Linked DNA regions of Homo sapiens: region 2 is linked to region 1. Evidence: read pairs that join two places in POLR2A ChIA-PET (ENCODE). Cell type or tissue: A673. All regions are shown on one strand. Links, peaks and the distances in the headings refer to the core of each region. The heading gives the core; the rest is flanking DNA.

What was found. ChIA-PET counts read pairs that join two places held together with the same protein. Peaks named below come from ENCODE experiments on the same cell type or tissue, not always from the same donor. Only the 100,000 strongest peaks of a DNase experiment are listed, where the experiment ranks them.
Region 2: POLR2A ChIA-PET joins it to region 1 with 9 read pairs; 7 of 35 experiments call an interaction of 5 or more read pairs at or near these places.

Annotation. Positions count from the first base shown.
Region 1 is chr11:62,896,920-62,905,395 of GRCh38, reverse strand. No RefSeq gene overlaps it. Among named protein-coding and RNA genes, the nearest start is that of CHRM1-AS1, 8.2 kb to the left of the region's middle. In A673, for the core only: no CTCF peak of the experiment used is centred there; no DNase peak of the experiment used is centred there.
Region 2 is chr11:62,774,556-62,779,861 of GRCh38, reverse strand. TAF6L (TATA-box binding protein associated factor 6 like) reads right to left here. Exons shown (of 11, transcript NM_006473.4): 2 at 3,932-4,091; 3 at 3,392-3,478; 4 at 1,734-1,884; 5 at 1,527-1,577; 6 at 899-993. The coding sequence starts at 4,078. It also overlaps a transcript of TMEM223 not described here. Among named protein-coding and RNA genes, the nearest start is that of TAF6L, 5.8 kb to the right of the region's middle. RefSeq lists an enhancer at 2,354-2,403. In A673, for the core only: no CTCF peak of the experiment used is centred there; no DNase peak of the experiment used is centred there; H3K27ac peaks cover 255 bases.

The DNA of each region.
Region 1 (8,476 bases), core at 2,085-7,084:
TCCTGAATTGTTCACAAATTCATCCAGTTGTCTACATCCCCACTGCCTCCAAACTAGTCCAGGCTTCTTGCCCAAAGTGCCAAAACAATCCCTTAATTCAGGGATTAGCAAATTTTTTCTATAAAGGGCCAGACAGCAAATATTTTAGTTTTAGACTCTGCAGACCAAGAGACAAAATCAAGAATATTGTGAAGGTACTCCAATATTACACAGTCTCTGTCACAACTATTCAACTCTGCTGATGCAGTCAAAAGCAGCCATAGACAATATATACTTAAATGAGCATGGCTGTGTTCCAAAAATATTTTCTTTGAATATCACTGAGATTTGAATTTCATATAATTTTTCTTGTGTCACAAATACTATTTTTGTTTATTTTTCAGCCTTTTAAAAATGCAAAATTCAGGCCAGGCGCGGTGGCTCACGCCTGTAATCCCAGCACTTTGGGAGACCGAGGTGGACGAATTGCCTAAGGTCAGGAGTTCGAGACCAGTCTGGCCAACATGGTAAAACCCAATCTCTACTAAAAATGAAAATAAAAAAATTAGCCAGGTGCGGTGGTGTGCGCCTGTAATCCCAGCTACTTGGGAGGCTGAGGCAGGGGAATTGCTTGAACCAGGGAGGTGGAGGTGGCAGTGAGCCGAGATCGCGCCACTGCACTCCACCCTGAGCAACAGAGGGAAACTCCGTTAAAATAAAAAATGCAAAATCCATTCTTAGCTAATGACTGGTACAAAAACAGGCCCACCAGACATAGTCGGCCAACCCTGCCTTAATTGGTCCCACTCCCATCCATTCTCCATGCTCTAGCCAAAGTGATTTTGCCAAAACACAGATCTGATGCTTTCAATTCCTTGCTTACAGCTAGCCAATCGCTTAAAATAAAAATGCAAGCTCCTTAGCCTTCAAAAGCCTTCCCATTCAGCCCTACTTAATTCTTCAGCCTCTTCCGTGACACCTCCCTTACAGACCTTAGTCCCAGCCTCTGGAATTCTCCTGGTCCTCACACAGGCCCTCAGCTTACTTCTTCATGGTTTTACTCCTTTCAGTTCCTTTGCTTGGATCAGTCTTTTCCTACTTCACCTGGGAAATGTATATGCCTTCTTCAAGAGCCAGAGAAAAAAACAGCCCCCACCTGAGAGGGTTGCAGGGTGTCCTCGGAGGGACAGCAGGTTTCGGTTGAAGCTAGACGGTGGAGGAGATGGTCAGAAAAGAGGCTCAGATGCAGAGGCACTGGAAGACCACTAAACGGAGAGGGCACAGCAGAGAGGTCTGGGAGGAAGGGCCCAGGCAGTAGAGGGAGGGGATATGTGGGACACGTGGGGAAGGGTAGGGAAATGGCAGTTAAAGCAGAGAGAGGCCGGGCGCGGTGGCTCACGCCTGTAATCCCAGCACTTTGGGAGGCCGAGGTGGGCAGATCACCTGAGGTCAGGAGTTTGAGATAAGCCTGACCAACATGGAGAAACCCTGTCTCTACTAAAAATACAAAATTAGCCAGGCATGTTGGCGCATGCCTGTAATCCCAGCTACTCAGGAGGCTGAGGCAGGAGAATCACTTGAACCTGGGAGGCAGAGGTTTCGGAGAGCCGAGATTGCACCATTGCACTCCAGCCTGGGCAACAAGAGCGAAACTCTGCCTAAAAAAAAAAAAGCAGAGACAGACCCACATGAGCCTCCAGTAGTCCTCCCCGAAGACCCATCCTAAAGGGCTTTTTGTGCACTGGGCCAGCTCCAAGGTCCTGGAGAGGATGGATAGTGTCTTTTTATGGCAATCTCTGCCATCACCTCACTCCCAGTGCCATTCCCCCACACCTACTGTGGTCCTCTCTTCTGGTTATCTGGAGAGATACCTCCGCTGAGGCAATGCTTAGAAAGGGGTCCATCTGTGGGCAGTGGAGGTGCTTACTTAGAACCACTTTGCTAATGGCAGGACCAGGACAACCAGGGCTGTCCAAATCCAGAGCTAAACCAAGGTTTTGTCTCAACACTAACTCCTCTGCTCACAAGCTGGATGACTTTGGGCAACTTTTTTAACCTCCATGAACTTTCATTTCCTTACTGGGAAAAAAGAGCTGCTATACTTTCCTGATGGGGAGTTCAGTTCAGATAAATAGTTGCCAGGCCCCCACTCTGTTTCAGAGACTGTAGGAGCAGGGAGCAGAGAAGTAAATAGAACATAGTCTCTGCCCTGGAGAAGCTCACATTCTAAGAGTTTTTCAAAATGTGGGTTGTGACCCCATTAGTGAGTCATGAAATCAGAGTCATGATCAGCTTTTTTTTTTAATGAACTTGTTTAAAGTAGATTTGAAAATACGGGGGTGTGACACATAATGAGGGTAAGTAGTACTTTTTGAAACTTTTGTTTCACTTTAGAAAGGGAAAACAGATACATGTTTGCATGCACCAGATCACTAGGTAAACTATTTCTAATGGTGGAACATGGTACTAGGAGTTTGAAATCCCCTGGACTGGGAGTCACTGAAAGGACTAAAGGAGATAAAGTATGTGGATTAGTTTCCTAGGGCTGCCGTAACAAAGTACCACAAACTGGGTAGCTTACAACAGAAACCCATTGTCTCACAATTCTGGAGCCTAGAAGTCTAAAATCAAGGTTTTGGAGCAGCCGTGCTCCTTCTGAAACCCGTAGGGAAGACTCTTTCCTTGCCTCTTCCACTTCTGGTGGCCACAGGCATTCCTTGTCTTACAGCTGCCACACTTCAATCTCTGCCTCAGTCATCACATGGTGCTCTCTCATCTGTCTGTGTCTCTCTGTCTCTTCTCTTCTTATAAGGGTACCAGTCATGTTGGATTAAGGGTCAACCCTACTCCATTGCGACCTCATCCTAATTAACTATATCTGCATTCTGTGGTACTGAGGGTTAGGGCTTCAATATATCTTTTTAGGGTACACAATTCAACCCATAACATTATAGGACAGTGCCCAGCACCACGTCAGGCTCTCAGGGAGAGTTCTTTGAGCTTGTCCCCCGCAGAGAGCCAGCCCAGGAGCCTTCAAGCACCTGTAACTCTAGGGCTTCAAGTCTGGGTGCTTGAGTTGGGAAGTACTAAACCATCAGAACCTCTAGTTTCCTGTTCTTGAAACCCAATGCAGAAATCTTGCAAAGCCAAAAAATACTATGCCTCAACATACTCCTCAGAGCATACCAGATCTTGAGCCTCTCCTTCCTAATTCAAACTTCCCTATTGCCTGGAATCCCACCCTCTTCTTTCCTCCTCTCTTCTCCCAGTCCCCCCAGAGGAGATGATATGGAGTACAGCAAGAGTTTGGGAGCCAGAGTTTTTTTGTGAACATGGATGAGTCACTTCATTATTCCAAGCTTCAGTTTCCTCATCAATAAAAGGGGGACAAATCATGCTAAGCCTGTCATATGTTAAACACTCAGAAAACACTGGTTTCCTTCCCCATCCCTGCAGTCTTCACTTTCCCTTTATTCCTCTCTGCCTCTGCCCAACCAAGTCTTGGCCAGCACACTTCAGACCCTGACCTCTCAGCATCTGTAAGCACTTGGCATATTGTCTGTGACACAGTAGGCAATAATTTTTTTTTTTTTTTGAGGCAAAGTCTCACTCTGTCGTCCAGGTTGGAGTGCAGTAGTGCCATTTCAGCTCACTGCAACCTACACCTCCTGGGTGCAATCAATTCTCCAGCCTCAGCCTTCTGAGTAGCTGGGATTACAGGCGCGCACCACCACGCCCAGCTAATTTTTGTATTTTTAGTAGAGACAGGGTTTTGCCATGTTGGCAAGGCTGGTCTCGAACTCCTGATCTCAAGTGATCCACCCACCTTGGCCTCCTGAAGTGCCGGGATTATAGCCATGAGCCACAGCGCCCGGTCAATAAATGATTACTAAATGACATTTTTGCTGCCTTGGACACCTGAGAACCAGACAGGAAGTCTATCTGCTTCTCTGACTCTATTAGCATTCTTCTTTTTTTTTTTTTTTTTTTGAGAAAGAGTCTCACTCTGTCACCCAGGCTGGAGTGCAGTGCAGTGGCATGATTTCGGCTCACTGCAAGCTCCGCCTCCCGGGTTCATGCCATTCTCCTGCCTCAGCCTCCCGAGTAGCTGGGACTACAGGTGCCCGCCACCACGCCCAGCTAATTTTTTGGTATTTTTAGTAGAGACGGGGTTTCACCGTGTTAGCCAGGATGGTCTCGATCTCGTGACCTTGTGATCCACCTGCCTTGGCCTCCCAAAGTGCTGGGATTACAGGCATAAGCCACTGCACCTGGCCTAGCATTCTTATCCCTCTAACATACAGACAAACTCTGAGTCTTGAGACTCCCTCAAGATGGATGTTATTGGCCCTATCTCACGGAGAAGGAAACTGAGGTTAAGAGGTTCAAGCAGGGATAGAGCAAGGATTCCACCCCCAAATGATCTCAAAGCCCATGCTTTCCTCCTCTTTTTTTTTTTTTTAGACGGAGTTTTGCTCTTGTCGCCCATGCTGGAGTGCAGTGGTGCAGTCTCGGCTCCCAAGTTCAAGCAATTCTCCTGCTTCAGCTTCCCAAGTAGCTGGCACTACAGGCACGCGCCACCACACCTGGCTAATTTTTGTATTTTTAGTAGAGACGGGGTTTCACCATATTGGCCAGGCTGGTCTCAAACTCCTGACCTTGTGATCCTCCCACCTCGGCCTCCCAAAATCTCACTCCTGGGATTACAGGCATAAGTCACTGCGCCCAGCCTCCTCCTCTTAAATCTGGCCACCATCCTGGCTGGGTGACCCATTCAACTCAATAGTGCCAGTGTCATGATGTCTTCAGCCCCAAGGACCTTACCCTCTACCCTGTGTCAGCCAAATCCAGAGCCCTCAACTGCTCCCGCTTCAAGAGCTAAAACCCCAATGTCTTCCACTCTCACTCTCCCACCCCCTCAGCCTCTCATCTTCCTCCAGGCCCTGTCCTTGCCCATCCTCAGCAAGTGCTTTCTTTCCCTGAGCAGCCTGGACCCTGCAGTCTTTCCTCAGCACCACCAATACTCATGATCCCCCGACCCCTTGCTTCTACCACAAATTCACCACCCTGGGTCAATGCTACCATCCATCTTCTCTGACCCGACACATGGGCAGTCAGGCACTGCTGGAAAAAGCTCCCACTCTCTGGCAGATTGGCACCAGAACAAATGTAGGGTTCCTGACCTCTGCTCAGGAGCCTCATGGCTCCACCTCACATCTTTGTGCTTGTCCTTAGTCAACTCACTTGCCTTATTCCCAAAAGTGCTTGTTCTCAACTTCCACCTCTCTTCATGGCCGCTACCTCTGACTTGCTGCCTGCATGATTTTTTTTTTAAGAGTTGGGGGGCCGGGTGTGGTGGCTCACACCTGTAACTGCAACACTTTGGGAGGCCAAGGCACGTGGATAACCTGAGGTCAGGAGTTCAAGATCAGCCTGGCTAACATGGTGAAAACCCGTCTCTACTAAAAATACAAAAATTAGCCAGCCATGGTGGCGGGCAGCTGTAGTCCCAGGTACTCGGGAGGCTGAGGCAGGAGAATTGTTTGAACCCAGGAGGCAGAGGGTGCAGTGAGCCGAGATGGCACCATTGCACTCCAGCCTGGGTGACAGAGCAAGACTCCGTCTCAAAAAAAAAAAAAAAAAAAGAGAGAGAGAGAAAAGAGCTGGGGGGTCTCACTCTGTCACCCAGGCTGGAGTGGCTCACTGCGACCTCACATTACTGGGCTCAAGGGATCCTCCCACCTCAGCCTCCCAAGTAGATAGGACTACAGGAGCACACCACCACACCCAGCTAATTTTTTTTATTTTGTAGAGACAAAGAGTGTCACTGTGTTGCCCAAGCTCGTCTCAAGCTCCTGGGCTCAAACAATCCTCCTACCTCAGCCTCCCAAAATGCTGGGATTATAGGCGTGAGCCACCACCCCTGGTCTCCATGTTGATTTAAATGAGACAATATTCTCAAATTCTTTGTTTGATTAAGAAATCTTGCAGTCACTGGGTTTATTCTACTTCATGCGCGTGGGAGAAGAGGAATGTGTCAATGCTCCCCCTCTGGCTTAACAAAGAAAACTCACAGGTATTTATACCTTCTAGAAAACACAGATGTGAATTTAAATATTATTGCCAGGGCAACACACTATTAAGGAAGACAAGCAATCAGAATCACAAGCTTTTTAAAAGTTAAAGGTTACTTTCGCAGGACAAAGCAAGTCTCATAAAGTTAACTGTCTGACGAGACTCCCTTGTTAGAAATAACATTTGCAAAGATGGTTTTACGATGCAAAAAAGAATCTGCTTTTTATTTCTGCTGCTGCAGAAGGAGAGGGCACATTTTCTCTTTCTTATCATACTGTGGTTATTTTTTTTTTTTTTTTTTTTTGTCACCACCAGTTAGAAGGACCTGGAGTCTTCAAGGCAGCACCAAGAGAAACAAAGGCAGGCTGAGAGGTTGATCTCAAGCCAGTTGTTCCCGCCACCCACTACATGGCAATCAACTTGCAAATCTCTCAAATGGTGGCTCTCCCACACTCCTGCATCAGAGCTTGTCAAATTTGAGTGTGCATAGGAATCACCTGGGATCTCATTAAAATGCAGATTCCGGGTCAGGCGCGGTGGCTCATGCCTGTAATCCCAGCACTTTGGGAGGCTCAGGCAGGTGGATCACCTGAGGTCAGGAGTTCAAGACCAGCCTGGTCAACATGGCAAAACCCCACCTCTACTAACAATACAAAAATTAGCTGGGCGTGGTGGCACGTGCCTGTAATCCCAGCTACTGGGGAGGCTGAGGCAGGAGAATTGCTTGAACCCGGGATGGTGGGGGGTTGCGGTGAGTGGAGATGGCACCACTGTACTCCAGCCTGGGTGACAGAGCAAGACTCAAAAAAAAAAAAAAACACGCAGATTCCGGCTGAGCACAATGGCTCACATCTGTAATCCCAGTGCTTCAGGAGCCTGAGGTGGGAGGATTGCCTGAAGCCAGAGGTTTGAGACCAACCTGGGCAATGTAGTAAGACCCCATCTCTACAAAAAGTTAAAAAAAAAAAAAAAAAAAAAGCCAGGTGTGGTGATGCATGCCTGTAGTCCTAGCTATTCAGGAGGCTGAGATGTGAGGATCCTTTGAGCCCAAGAGTTTGATGCTGCAGTAAGCTATGATGGCACCACTGACTCTAGCCTGATTGGCAGCAAGACCCTGACTCAATAGGTCTGAGTAAACCTGAGAATCTGTATTTCCAACAAGTTGTTACTGTGGTTGCTACTGGTCCCCAGACAGACACTGTGAATAGGAAGGTCTGAGGGGTTTATTCACAATTTCTCCTTTCTCCCCAAACCTCTGACACTTGGAGGTTTATCACACCCCATAAATCTATACAATTATTATTAATTCTCAATTAATTTTTTGTTTTTTGAGACGGAGTCTCACTCTGTCACCCAGGCTGGAGTGCAGTGGTGCAATCTCGGCTCACCACAACCTCCGCCTCCCGGGTTCAAGCGATTCTCCTGCCTCAGCCTCCCGAGTAGCTGGGATTACAGGCATGTGCCCCCACGCTCAGCTAATTTTGTATTTTTAGTAGAGACGGGGTTTCTCCATGTTGGTCAGGCTGGTCTCAAACTCCCGACCCCAGGTGATCCACCCGCCTCAGCCTCCCAAAGTGCTGGGATTACAGGTGTGAGCCACCTCGCATGGCCCCCTCAGCAGCATTTGACAGCATTTACCTCTTCCTCCTCACTTGATCCCCAGGACCACACCCCTCTGCCTATCTCACTGTCCCCTCATGCTTTGTCTGTATTGCTGGCCCACCCCCATTTCTCCAACGTCTGAAGAGCTGAGTCCTGGGGCCTCTACTTTTCCCTCTCTGCACTTACTCCCCTGATCACCTCCTATTGTTTCATGGCTTTAAATACCAGCTGTGCAGAGGACTCCTAAATTCACATCTCCAGCCCAGGCCTCTCCGTGAATAGCAGGGCAGTATGTCCAGCTGATGTCTTCACATTTGCACTTTAATGGCTAAGATTTCAAAGGCATTAAAGGCCCAAACTCAGCTGCCTATTTCTCCTTTTAAGTCCACTCCTTCTGCAGCCTTCCCCATCTCATTAAATGGCAAATCCAATCTTCTAGCTGCTCAAACCAAAAATCTTAAAATCACCGTTGATGAGGCAGAGGTTGCAGTGAGCCAAGACTGAGCCACTGCACTGCAGCCTGGGTGACAGAGCAAGTCTCCGTCTCAAAAACAAAATGAAAAAATAAAAATAAATAAAATCGGGCTGGGCTCAGTGGCTCACACCTGTAATCCCAGCCCTTTGGGAGGCCAAGGTGGGTAGATCATGAGGTCAGGAATTCGAGACCAGCCTGACCAACAGGTGAAACCCCGTCTCTACTAAAAATTCAAAAATTAGCTGGGCGTGGTGGTGGGTGCCTGTAATCCCAGCTACTCAGGAGGCTGAGGCAGAAATGCTTGAACTCGGGAGGTGGAGGTTGCAGTGAGCCAAGATCGCACCA
Region 2 (5,306 bases), core at 1-5,000, 120 kb after region 1:
AAACCTCATCTCTACTAAAAATGCAAAAATTAGCCAGGCATGGTGGTATGCCCCTGTAATCCCAGCTACTTGGGAAGCTGAGGTGGGAGAATTGCTTGAACCCAAGAGGTAGAGGCTGCAGTGAGCCAACATCACACCACTGCACTCCGGCCTAGGTGACAGAGCAAGACCCCATCTTAAAAAAAATGTTTTTTTAATTAAAATAATAAATAAAAATTTAAATGTTCATAGAATTAGGCCGGGCACAGTGGCTCACACCTGTCATCCCAACACTTTGGGAGGCCAAGGCGGGTGGATCACCTGAGGTCGGGAGTTCGAGACCAGTCTGACCAACATGCTGAAACCCCCGTCTCTATTAAAAATATAAGGCTGGGCACGGTGGCTCACACTTGTAATCCCAGCACTTTAGGAGGCTGAGGCAGGTGGATCACAAGGTCAGGAGATCAAGACCATCCTGGCTAACACGGTGAAACCCCGTCTCTACTAAAAAATACAAAAAATTAGCCGGGTATGTTGGCGGGCACCTGTAGTCCCAGCTACTCGGGAGGCTAAGGCAGGAGAATGGCATGAACCCAGGAGACGGAGCTTGCAGTGAGCCGAGATCGCGCCACTGCACTCCAGCCTGGGTGACAATGCAAGACTCCGTTTCAAAAACAAAACAAAACAAAACAAAATTAGCCGGGCATGCTGGCACACGCCTGTAATCCCAGCTATTCAGGAGGCTGAGGCAGGAGAATCACTTGAACCTGGGAGGCAGAGGGTGCGGTGAGCTGAGATCATGCCATTGCACTCCAGCCTGGGCAACAAGAGCGAAACTCTGTCTCAAAAAAAAAAAAAAAAAACAGGTCTAGAATTTACAATTTCAACTTTGTGCCCCAACTTGGGCCCACTCGCTCACCTTCATCAGTTGCGGATCATCCCCTAGCACAGCACGAGTCACCTGGTGATAGTACTTGAGAAGGTCATCTGTCAGTGAAGACACAGCACTGGGCACTGCCAGAGGACAGGCAGGAAGCAGGGACAGGTGGAGAGCTGGCCCTCTCCTGGCCTCTCCAGCCTCCTCCCCCTCAACCACCATCCCCACACACATCCACAAGAAGCCTTTCTGACAGGACAACCAGGGCAAGAGACTGCTCTTAGAGCCTGCTCAGCCCTGACCATCTAGGCTCTGCACACCTCTGTGCTCTGTCCTGTCTTCCACCCACCCTCTGCCAGACGGACTCCTGAGAGCTTCAGGCTCTGTGAAGCTCTGCTCAGCATACCCTGGGGGTGAAACACCGCCCCAGCATGCTGCCCAGACTTCTGTCTTAGCATCCAACATGCTGCATTATGACTAGTTACAGGTCTGGGCCCCCATCTCCAACTCTGAGCCCTCCATGCAGAGCCCAGCGCCCACTCAGACCATGGCACAAGGCAGGCATGGGTAAACACATGTTAGACGCAGACTCGGGGGCACATAGGCACCACCCTCAGAACCTAAGGGAGAAAATTCATCCAAAGAGCCTGTTTCCTACATCACCCCTTACCCGATCCTTGAGGTGCCAGGTTCCCTTTGCCATCCAGGTAGGAGACATGAACTAGAAGCAGTGCAGAGAGATGTGTCAGCCTGGCGTTTTGCCCCTTAGAGTACCGCCTACCCCTCCAAGTTCTGCCTCTTCCACCAGCCAGCCCATCACCACTTCTCTTCACGGCCCAACTCCCATCCCCAACCCATGCAGGACCCCGGCAGCCACCTCTGACAGCTGTCTCAGCACAGCCTTTGGGGATGTTGGTAGCCAGGGCCAGCTCCACCAGGTTCACCTCTCGATCCTCAGGAAAGTAGAGTTCACCCTCCCTGGCGGGGCGCATGGGCAGTGCCTCCTGTGATCCGTAACCACACACAGCCTGAGGAAAAAGGGAATTGGAGAGCAGCCTGAATCCAGGGAGGGAGCAGGCGTCAGGATCCAGGATGAGGCTCCACTGACCAGAGCAGAGAGCCCACGTTTGAAGGAAGTCCAGAAGTCCCAAGAAAAGTGGTGGAAGCCTGGGACTCAGAGCCACCACTGGGGACTTGCCTGGAGCATCCGGGGCTCCCTGGGTCAAGGGAAAGAACATGGTCGCTCCTCCCATAACTGGAAGGGTCCTGAGCCCCACACCAAGCACTGGTCCTCCTTATTCACACTCACTCAACTTTGAAAACTCACTAATGTCTTCTAAACATAGCCTTCCTCTCTCAACTCACCGCTCCAGAAAAACCACACCATGAGGCCCTAACACCCACACTGTTGCTCAGGCTCCTCCCTTAGCCTGAATGCCTTCTTTTCCTCTTGGCCTAGTTTAAGCCAAGCTCAAGTTCTTCACCACCCTTTAAGGGCCAGCTCCAGTCCCACCTCCTCCAAAAAGCTTTCTCTAACCTCTGGGCCTCCAGTGGCCTCCTCTCCCTCTTTTCTGAACACATAGCCCAGGTGGGCTGGGCCTAGCACCTGGTCTGCTGTTGCTATCAGGGTCTTGCTTCCCTTATGTGTGCGTTTAGTCTTTTTTTCTTTTTTTTGTTTTGAGACAGAGTTTTGCTCTTTCGCCCAGGCTGGAATGCAGTGGCGTGATCTCGGCTCACTGCAACCTACGCCTTCCAGTTTCAAGCGATTCTCCTGCCTCAGCCTCCCAGGTAGTTGGGATTACAGGTGCCCACCACCACACCCAGCTAATTTTTGTGTTTTTTTGGTTGTTTTTTTTTTTGACATGGAGTCCTGCTCTGTCACCCAGGCTGGAGTACAGTGGCACAATCTCAGCTCACTGCAACCTCTGCCTCCCAGGTTCACGCGATTCTCCTGCCTCAGCATCCTGAGTAACTGGGGTTACAGGCGCCCACCGCCACGGCCAGCTAATTTTTGTATTTTTAGTAGAAACGAGGTTTCACCATGTTGGGCAGGTTGGTCTCAAACTCCTGACTTCGTGATCCGCCGGCCTCCACCTCCCAAAGTGCTGGGATTTTAGGTGTAAGCTCCTGTGCCCGGCCTTTTTTTTTTTTTTTTCTTTTTTTGAGACAGGGTCTTGCTCTGTTGCCCAGGCTGGAGTGCAATCTCAGCTCACCACAACCTCTGCCTGCTAGGTTCAAGCGATTCTCATGCCTCAGTTTCCTGACTAGATGGGATTACAGACATGTACCACCAGGCCCAGCTAATTTCTGTATTTTTAGTAAAGAAGGGGTTTCGCCATGTTGGCCAGGCTGGTCTTGAAGTCCTGGCCTCAAGTGATCCGCCCACCTCGGCCTCCCAAAGTGCTGGGATTACAGGCATGAGCCACCATGCCCGGCAGCGTTTGGTCTTAATGTCTCACCACATCGCCAGCCCTGAACTGGACATGGAAGTGGCCTCATGCCACCTGAGCCCTCTGTAGCCTGCACCCCACTCACCTCCACGCTGCTCCATCTGAGGGCCCTGTTGAAGTCCTCAACCGTCAGCTTCCGGCGTTTGGTGTGCTTCATGAACTGAGAGCTATTCTGGGAGGGAGGGAACAAAAGCCAGAGTCAAAGGATGTGAAGCAGGGGGCATGGGAAACCCCAAATGAAGTGGGCCAGACTGGAGAGAAGGCAAACAGGAGACCACGCTTAGGGATCAGAAGCCTAGATTCCGTCTCTGCTCCTGTACAAAAACACCCCCCGGGTGTCACATCTTCTGTCAACACCTCAGTTTCTCACATGCAGAATGTGAGTATCTACCCGCTCTGCCTGCCCAACAGGGCTGTTGTGAGGAGCACATGGGAAGATGCCTGGCAAGCGCTTTGTCTGCTGGAAGCCCAGACAGCTACAAGTAGAGTTCTGTAAAGGCATGGACTGTCTCTGTTGTATGGAGCAGGCACCCAGTGTACACTTGAATAAATCAGCGAGGGTGGAGGTTAGTAAAAAGGCAGAAACAAGGAAAGTTGGAGGTATCAGGGGGTGAGGGGAGTGTACCTGCGTGGCCTCTCTCAGACGATAGCACACGTCCTCTGCGAGCAGCGCCGCCACCTCATCGCTCAGCTCCAGGCCCGTGCTCTCCGCCATGAGCCGGACAGACTCCCGAGGGATCTCCACAAACCGCCGCTCTTCTCGCTCTGACATGGCCCCAGTGGAGCTGGGAGTGGAGAATGAAGACTGGAAAAGCTGCCCAGCCTCCCGGAGAGCCCAGGAGTGTGATCCAACACCCTCCACACCAGCCTTGCTGCTCGTGCTCTGGAGTTTCTAAACAAGGAGCTCTGAGTACCCAGATGAGGAAAGTGAGGCTCAGAGAAGGAAACAGACTGGCCAGTGGGTCAAGAACGGTGAAGCTAGACAAAGTCCAAAGTGTTGGGGTTCACAGAACTAGGTCCCATTCCTGCCCTGTCACCTTCTATGTGAATTTGGCCAAGGCCTTCATCAGTCTGAGCCCTTGTGTCCTAAACTGTAAAACAGGCACAATAATTCCTGCCCTCTCTAGCTCACAGGGTTGCTGTGAAAATGAGATGACTGATATGATTTGGCTGTGTCCCCGCACAAATCTCACCTTGAATTTTAATAATCCCCACGTGTCAAGAGCGGGACCAGGTGGAGATAACTGAATCAAGGGGACATTTTCCCCCATGCTGTTCTCCTGATAGTGAGTTCTCAAAAGATCTAATGGTTTTATAAAGAGCTTTTCCCCCTTTTGCTCGGCACTTCTCCTAGCTGCAGCCACATGAAGAAAGACATGTTTGCTTCCTCTTCCACCATGACTGTAAGTTTCCTGAGGCCTCCCCAGCATTGAGTCAGTTAAACCTCTTTCCTTTATACATTACCCAGTCTTTTCTTTTTTTTTTTTTTTTTTGAGACAGAGTCTCGCTCTGGCGCCAGGCTGGAGTGTAGCAGCGCGATCTCAGCTCACTGCAACCTCCGCCTCCCGGGTTCAAGTAATTATCTGCCTCAGCCTCCTGAGTAGCTGGGATTACAGGTACCTGCCACCACGCCCGGATGGCTAAATTTTTTTTTTTTTTTTTTTGAGACGGAGTTTTGTTCTTGTTGCCCCCAACTCTCCTGCCTCAGCCTCCCAAGTAGCTGGGATTACAGGCACGTGCCACCACGCCCAGCTAATTTTTGTATTTTTAGTAGAAACAAGATTTCGCCATGTTGGCCAGGCTGGATAGTAGCTGGGCTTTCTGCCTATGTGTTTGGTCTTCCCCAGTTTGGCTGCAGTGCCTAAATGCTGGAACCTGTTTTGTTCACAGGGTATAGCACAATAAGAAACCGACAAAAACAGCAGCTGATGACTCACTCCAACAACGCACAGCACCAGAAGGTAGGCTCCCGTGCGCCAAAGTGATGCATCCACACCTCA